Linked DNA regions of Homo sapiens: region 2 is linked to region 1. A link is an interaction called in ENCODE POLR2A ChIA-PET data of the cell type or tissue named here. Cell type or tissue: PC-9. All regions are shown on one strand.

The links. Peaks named below come from ENCODE experiments on the same cell type or tissue, not always from the same donor. Only the 100,000 strongest peaks of a DNase experiment are listed, where the experiment ranks them.
Region 2: POLR2A ChIA-PET joins it to region 1 with 11 read pairs; 2 of 35 experiments call an interaction of 5 or more read pairs at or near these places.

What each region holds. Positions count from the first base shown.
Region 1 is chr22:36,456,962-36,460,961 of GRCh38, forward strand. No RefSeq gene overlaps it. Among named protein-coding and RNA genes, the nearest start is that of TXN2, 23 kb to the right of the region's middle. In PC-9, no CTCF peak of the experiment used is centred here; no DNase peak of the experiment used is centred here; H3K27ac peaks cover 1,193 bases.
Region 2 is chr22:35,359,031-35,363,030 of GRCh38, forward strand. No RefSeq gene overlaps it. Among named protein-coding and RNA genes, the nearest start is that of HMOX1, 20 kb to the right of the region's middle. In PC-9, no CTCF peak of the experiment used is centred here; no DNase peak of the experiment used is centred here; H3K27ac peaks cover 87 bases.

The DNA of each region.
Region 1 (4,000 bases):
CAGGCGTGAGCCACTGTGCCCGGCCCAATGTGTATTATTATTATTATTATTATTTTAGCACTGAGAGTTCCACGTCCCAGGAATCTCTTTAGTCTCAGGCAGCCAGGATGGTTGGTCACCCAAGATCAACTTCTAAACGTTAGTCTCTGAGGACCGCCACCTTCCAACCTCCCCTGCACCCGTCCCATTATTCCCAAGTATTTTACTGCGTTCCTGAAGGGGACACAGGCTCTCCAGCCCAGAAGGTCCAACAGATTTTAAAAAGTCACACTCTGATTCCCCAAAAAAGTTAGACTCACAGCACAGTAGGGATGGGGGACAAGGACATTGGAAGGGCATTGAGGCCAGGTGTGGTGGCTCACGCCTGTAATCCCAGCACTTTGGGAGGCTGAGGCGGGTGGATCACTTGAGGTCAGGAGTTCGAGACCAGCCTGGCCAACATGGTGAAACCCCGTCTCTACTAAAAGTACAAAAACAAGCCAGGTGTGGTGGTGCGCACCTGTAGTCCCAGCTACTCGGGAGGCTGAGGCAGGAGAATCGCTTGAACCCGGGAGGCAAATGTTGCAGTGAGCTGAGATCGTGCCACTGCACTCCAGCCTGGGCGACAGAGTGAGACTCTGTCTCAAAAAAGAAAAAAAAGAAGGCCCAGGTAGGAGTTTGCTTCACTTTGACAGGGACTCATGGGCCACTCCTGCACCAGGCCCTGGGCCTGGGACCAGGAACTGAGAGAAGGCTGGCCCCCACCTGTGGGACTCTAGCCAGGTGGGGGAGACAGATGTATAGACACAATGCCAACAGTTTGGTTCCTCGACGGCTGGAGAAGGGAGTGATCGACCAGGGTTTCTGAAGAACCCCCTCCTGACGTGGCCACTCACCAGCTGACCTCAGGCCTGTCCCTTCCTTTGGCTGGCCCTGGACCTTCTCTGTCAACTCAGGCAGTTGGAGCTGGTCCCTGAGGGCCTTCCTGCCCTGAAGTCATGACTTGTGGGGAGCTGAGTTCTGGGAAATGCATCCTCTGGAGAGGCACCAGAGGCCGCGCATGCCTGAGTGAGTGTGGGGGTGCGCCCTGGCCTCACTAGCCAAACACCAACTTCATCTTCCCAGGCTACCCTGGCCCGAGCAGCTCCGGCTCCTTCCCTGCCTGCCTCATCCTCCCAGGCCACTGTCCAGGAAGCTGGCCTCTCTGCCTGTTCCCCACAGCCCCTGGGGGTGGGGCCAGAGTAGGGCAAAAAGGGCCTGGGCCTGGCCCAGCAGAGCCTCTGCCCCTCCTTCGGGGGCTCCTGTTCTTGTGGGCTGAGAGCTGCAGCCCTGCAGCCGGCCTGGCTGTGGCTCAGTGGTCAGGGCCAAGTGCAGAGCAAACACCCTGCCCACTGGGCAGCCATTTCACGGTCATTCCCAGGCTGCATGGGGTCCCCAGTCGGGCAACTAAGTGCAGATGTGAAACAACGAGCTTTCCAAGATCCAGGGATTTGACCCTTGGGAAAGAGACTCCCTAAGGGAACTGCTTCCTGTCACTCCCCAACCACCACTTTGAGAAATAATTTTCTCTCCCTCAACCTCACTGCCAGCCTCAGTCAAGAGCAAACCGAGGACTGGTAGTGGGAGCTCAGGGCCACCTTGGGATTCTCTGCTCTCGCTGCTGGCTGAGCCCAGGCAAGGCCCCTGCCCTCTCTGGGCTTCCATTTCCCTCTCCTGCTCCAAACTTGCTAGCTTCCTTCCCTATCTCAACATCATAGGGACCCTTCGAGATGGGAACTACTAATAGGGGAAATCATATGGGAAACCAGGCTGGGCGCAGTGGCTCACACCTATAATCCCAGTACTTTGGGAGGCCGAGGTGGGAGGATCACCTGAGGTCAGGAGTTCCAGACCAGCCTGACCAACATGGTGAAACCCTGTGTCTACTAAAAATACAAAAATTAGCCGGGCGTGGTGGCAGGTGCCTGTAATCCCAGCTACTCAGGAGGCTGAGAGGTAGGGGAATCACATGAACCTGGGAGGTGGAGGTTGCAGTGAGCTGAGATCCTGCCACTGCACTCCAGCCTGGGTAACAGAGTGAGACTCCATCTCAAAAATAAAATAAAAAATGACCATATCCTTATAGGAACCATTATTTTGAACTCAGAATCTCAGAAAAACCAGGATTTGGGGCCTGGAACTTTCTTTGTCTTATTTTGTTTTGTTTTGGATTTTTTGGGGAGACAGAGTCTTGCTCTGTCACCCAGGCTGGAGTACAGTGGCGCGATCTAGGCTTACTGCAAGCTCCGCCTCCCGGGTTCACGCCATTCTCCTGCCTCAGCCTCCCGCCACCACGCCTGGCTAATTTTTTGTATTTTTAGTAGAGATGGGGTTTCACCGTGTTAGCCAGGATGGTCTCCATCTCCTGACCTCGTGATCTGCTCACCTCGGCCTCCCAAAGTGCTGGGATTACAGGCGTGAGCCACCGTGCCTGGCTGGGGCCCGGAACTTTCTAAGGCAGAGGCGGCAGAGACAAAGAGGTGGCTGGAGGTGGGGCAGTGCCGAGCCAAGTCTCAGGACATCCCTACTGCCGAGCCTCCCCTCCCACAAAGTAAACCGGCAGGTGGGCAGTGCAGGCGGGGCCCAGCTCGGGTTTCACTCCTTCCCCGCTCTCGGGGACAATAAAATGCTCCCTTTGCCCTGGAAATCCCACTTGTATAAAATCCAAAAGAAGAAATAAGCTCTTATGTTCAAACAGGTTTGTTCCAACCTCATTTATAATGGAAAAATATTAACTGAAAAATTCCTTAGTATCCGACAATGGGGGAGAAGTTAACAGTTTGACCGGAGCTGAGTGACATGCAAAAGGGTGTTTGTGGAGTGCAGGGAGCTCCTGCTGTGTGTGTGGGAGGGTGGAGAGGGCATGGGGAGAGGAGCAGGGACCCCAGAGTCAGACTGTCTAGGTTTAAATCCTGTCTGCTCCTTCCTAGCTGTGTGACCTTGAGTCATAACCCAAAGCCCTCTGTACCTCCATGTCCCCCTCCATAAACTGGCACTGGGCTGGGCATGGTGGCTTATGCCTGTAATCCCAGCATTTTGGGAGACCAAGGCAGGTGGATCACCTGAGGTCAGGAGTTAGAGACCAGCCTGGCCAACATGGTGAAACCCCGTCTCTACTAAAAATACAAAAATTAGCCAGGTGTAGTGGCAGGTGCCTGTAGTCCCAGCTACTCAGGAGGCTGAGGCAGGAGAATCGCTTGAACCCAGGAGGCAGAGGTTGCAGTGGGCCGAGATTGTGCCACTGTGCTCCAGCCTGGGTAATAGGTGACAGAGCGAGACTCCGTCTCAAAACAAAACAAAACAAAAAAAAGGAGAGAGAGACTTGGGGGATGTGTGTGCCCAGAGGAAAATCCATGTGAGGACCCAGCAAGAAGGTGGCCACCCGCAAGCCAAGCAGAGAGGCTTCAGGAGAAACCAACCCTGCCAGCACCTTGATTTTGGACTTCCAGCCCCAGAACTGTGAAAAAATAAACATCTGTTGTTTAAACCACCCAGTCTGTGATATTTTGTGATGGCTGGCCTAGCAAACTAATACACATTACTAACACACAATAAGAGAAGCGTTTAATAGGGCGCTTACCACGTAATTGCATTGTGTTCTGACATTACATTTACGATCTCATAACCATGAGGAGGGTCCTGTCCTCCCATTTCAGAGATGAAGGAAACTGAGGCTTGGCTAGTGACGGAGAGGGCTGTGACTGGAGCCAGGACTGTGTGACTCCAAGGCCCCACCAAAGCCTCCTCCTGGGATGGACCATGGACTTTCCTGCCTCTGTGCTGTGCATACGCTCTCCCTTCTGCCTGGAATACCCTTCCCACCACTTGCCTCTCAGGACGAGTCCCAGTCGATTCTTCAAAACTCTTCTTGGCCCGGCAAGGTGGCTCACACCTGTAATCCCAGCACTTTGGAAGGCCAAAGTGGGTGGATCACTTGAGGTTAGGAGTTTGAGACCGGCCTGGCCAACATGGTGAAACCCTG
Region 2 (4,000 bases), 1.1 Mb before region 1:
GCCAACATGGCGAAACACTGTCTCTACTAAAAATACAAAAAATTAGCTGGTCATGGTGGTGCGTGCCTGTAGTCCCAGCTACTCAGGAGGCTGAGGCAGGAGAATCACTTGAACCCGGGAGGTGGAGGTTGCAGTGAGCTGAGATCATGCCATTGCACTCCAGCCTGGGTGACAAGAGCGAAACTCCGTCTCAAAAAAAAAAGAAGTGATCAAAATGGTAAATGTTATGTATATTTTACTACAATTAATTTAAAAAACCACACACACACAAGCACCATCTCTCAGGCTTCACAACTTACCAGCTGTGTGGTTTTGAGCAGGTTACTTTTTTAAAAATCTGATTGGCAGTTAAGGCAAACACTTAGGCCCACTCTCTCCTTTGATCCCGATTTGCTTTGGTTCAGCCTCATCTCCCAAGCTCAGAAATTTGGGCTCCATTTTTAGAGCTTCAAATCCTGCCTCTTTTCTCTGTAGAGGCTGTAGCCGCGGTCATCCTCGCTTGCTAGGGGCCTACTGTGTGCTAGGCTCTGAGGATGTACGTAGCGAGAAATGAGTCATAGCCCTTGTCCTCCCAGCCACAGGGAATAGTCAGGGGAAAAGGGGTTAGTTAGTTGGATAGATAGGTAGGTAGGTAGGGAGGTAGTGGAAACCTGCCAGACTCCAGTCTCCATGAACCCCAGCCCAGCTGTGAAACTCCTGAGGACTGGTCCCTGATGTCCTGTGTCCCCAGATGCCCTCATTTAGGTGGGAATGACCACAGCACAGGATGACACTGGTCCCTGAGCTCTTGGCATGAACAGAATGTGTGTGGGGAGCCTGTGACCTAGGAATGTCCACAGCACAGGATGACACTGGTCCCTGAGCTCTTGGCATGAACAGAATGTGTGTGGGGAGCCTGTGACCTGGGAATGTCCACTGACACCGGTGATCATGTGTCCAGGAAGAGGAGGCAGGAATTCTCATCTCTGAGGCTCACTCTGCCCCGGGAATTGCAGAGGAACCAAGCAATCTGGGATCGGAGAACCCAGCTAACCCAGAGCAGTCAAAGTGGTGGCCCCAGGGCCATGTCAGGTCTTGTGGAGGGTGGTTGTTGTTTTTTGTTTTTTTTGTTTTGTTTTGTTTTGTTTTGAGACAGAGTCTCGCTCTGTCACCCAGGCTGGAGTGCAGTGGCCTGATCTCCGCTCACTGCAAGCTCTGCCTCCCGCGTTCACGCCATTCTCCTGCCTCAGCCTCCCGAGTAGCTGAGACTACAGGCGCCCACCACCACGCCTGGCTAGTTTTTTGTATTTTTAGTAGAGACGGGGTTTCACCGTGTTAGCCAGGCTGGTCTCGATCATCTGACCTCGTGATCTGCCCCCCTCAGCCTCCCAAAGTGCTGGGATTACAGCCGTGAGCCACCGTGCCCAGCTCTTTTTTTCTTTTTTTAACTGAGTCTATTGTCAATGTTTAAAAAACTGAACATTTCTTTTTTTTTTTTTTCCTTGAGACAGAGTCTCACGCTGTCACCCAGGCTGGAGTGCAGTGGCACAATCTCGCCTCACTGCAGCCTCTGCCTCCCAGGTTCAAGCAATTCTCCTGCCTCAGCCTCCTGAGTAGCTGGGACGACAGGCACCTGCCATCACGCCCTGCTAATTTTTGTATTTTTAGTAGAGATGGGGTTTTGCCACGTTGGTCAGGCTAGTCTTACACTCCTGACCTCAGGTGATCCGCCTGCCTCGACCTCCCAAAGTGCTGGGATTACAGGCATGAGCCATCGCGCCCGGCCACAAGTGCATTTTTGTTACATGGATATATTGCCTGGGCTTTTAGTTTAACCTTCACCCAAATAACGTAAATTGTACCCTGTAGGTAATTCCTCATCCCTCAATCCCCTCCCACCCAATTATTATTCATTTTTCGAGACAGGGGTCTTGCTTTGTTGTCCAGGCTGGTCTCCAACTCCTGACCTCAAACAATCCTCCTGCCTCAGCCTCCCAAGAAATAGCTGGGATTTCAGGCATGAGCCACCATGCCCAGCTGTGGTTACTGATTTTTCAGCAAGAGTCAGCCCTCTCCTTGAAAAGAGAAGAAGAGTCCCCAGCTGAACACCTGTTGTGTACCACACACTGGGTACACGAAGCTCCTACACCCCTGATCTCAGCTGGCCCTGGTAAGCCGGGATTATTAGTCCCATTTTCCTGATAAAGAAATGGAGATTTTGCAGGGTGAAGAGGTCACAATATGGGTTAAGTACAGAGTCCAGCACCCAGCTCCGTCTGATGCCAAAGGCCAGGGGCTTTCCACCACGCCCCCATGCCACCTTCCCAGGGGATGCCGCCTCGCCAGAAGTCCAGGGCACATTCTGGAATTTCTTCAGAGAGGACCTTGGACCCTCATAGAGATCCTTTCTCACAGCTGCCTGCTGGGGAGCCCTTGAGAAGCAAACACTTCCCAGCATTGGACAGGTGACACAGTGGGTCCACAGACACTGTCACAGGTGGCCCTCATGATGGTCAAGAGCCAATTTTTTGTTTTTTGTGTTTCTTGGGGTTTTTTTTTTTTTTTTTTGAGACGGAGTCTCACTCTGTCACCCACGCTGGAGTGTAATAGCATAATCTTGGCTCTCTGCAACCTCTGCCTCCCAGGTTCAAGTGATTCTCCTGCCTCAGCCTCCCAAGTAGTTGGGACTACAGGTGCATGCCATCACACTTGGCTAATTTTTGTATTTTTAGATCCCGGCACTTTGGGAGGCTGAGGTGGGCAGATCCTCTGAGTGCAGGAGTTGGAGATCACCCTGGCCAACATGGTGAAACTCTGTCTCTACTAAAAATACAAAAATTAGCTGGGCGTGATGGCGGGCACCTGTAATCCCAGCTACTCAGGAGGCTGAGGTAGGAGAATCACATGAACCCCCGAGGCAGAGGCTACTGTGAACTGAGATTGCGCCACTGCACTCCAACCTGGGTGACAGAGCGAGACTCCATTTCAAAAAAAAAAAAAAAGTTATACTTACAATTATTGACAAATAAAAGTGCCCTGGCTCTGCTACCTGCCTCCTTCCCTGTTCCCCAAAGTGAATGGGCAGAGTGAGGTAGTGGAGGTGGGGAAGAGAGGGACAGGCCCAGAGCTTGAACTTGAGCCAAGCCCCACAAAGGAGGAAAGACATGGATATCCCAGGCCTCTCTGAGGAGCACAGGACTCAGGACACTGGGTTATATAACTGCAGGGGCGCCGTCCACACTCGGACCATGTGAATGGGCCCTGGCTGGGCAGTGCAGAGCCTGCATGGTGCTCCAGGTGACAGGTGGCCCAGCAGGGCGGGATGGATCTATCCTAAGGGTACCGTAGCACCCCCTTCCTTGTTATGCAGGTGTGGAAACTGAAGTCAGAGAGAAAGGGGACTTGCCAATGGTGTGAGCGTGAGTGGCAGAGGTGGGACCACAACCCACGTCTCCTGCCCTGCCAATTTCCACTGCGGGGAACAGAAGGGGCTCTGTCCCAGATGGAGTACTCGGCTGAGCCTCTGTTTCCTCCTCTAAATTGGAGCTAATTAAAATTGGCTCTTAGGCTGGGTGCAGGGTGAAGTCATCATGAGACAGGGAGATGAAGAAGCAGTATTCTCATGCTGACATCGTTTCTCTGTGAAGATCTTCTAACTTGGCATAAGCTATTTTGCTGGAATTTGGGATCTGAAAAACATCTTAATTCTTTTTTATTTTATTTTTTATTTTTTGAGATACTCACTGTCTCACACTGTATCTCTGGCTGGAGTGCAGTGGTGCAATCTTGGCTCACTGCAGCCTTGACCTTCCTGAGCCGAGGTGATCCTCCTGCATCAGCCTCCCTAGTAGCTGAGACTACAGGCAGGCACCACCATACCCAGCTAATTTTTGTACTTTTTGTAGAGTCAGGGTTTCACCACATAGCCCAGGCTGATCTCAAACTCCTGGGATCAAGTGATCTGCCTGCCTTGGCCTTCCAAAGTACTGGGATTACAGGCGTGAGCCACTGCATTGAGCCA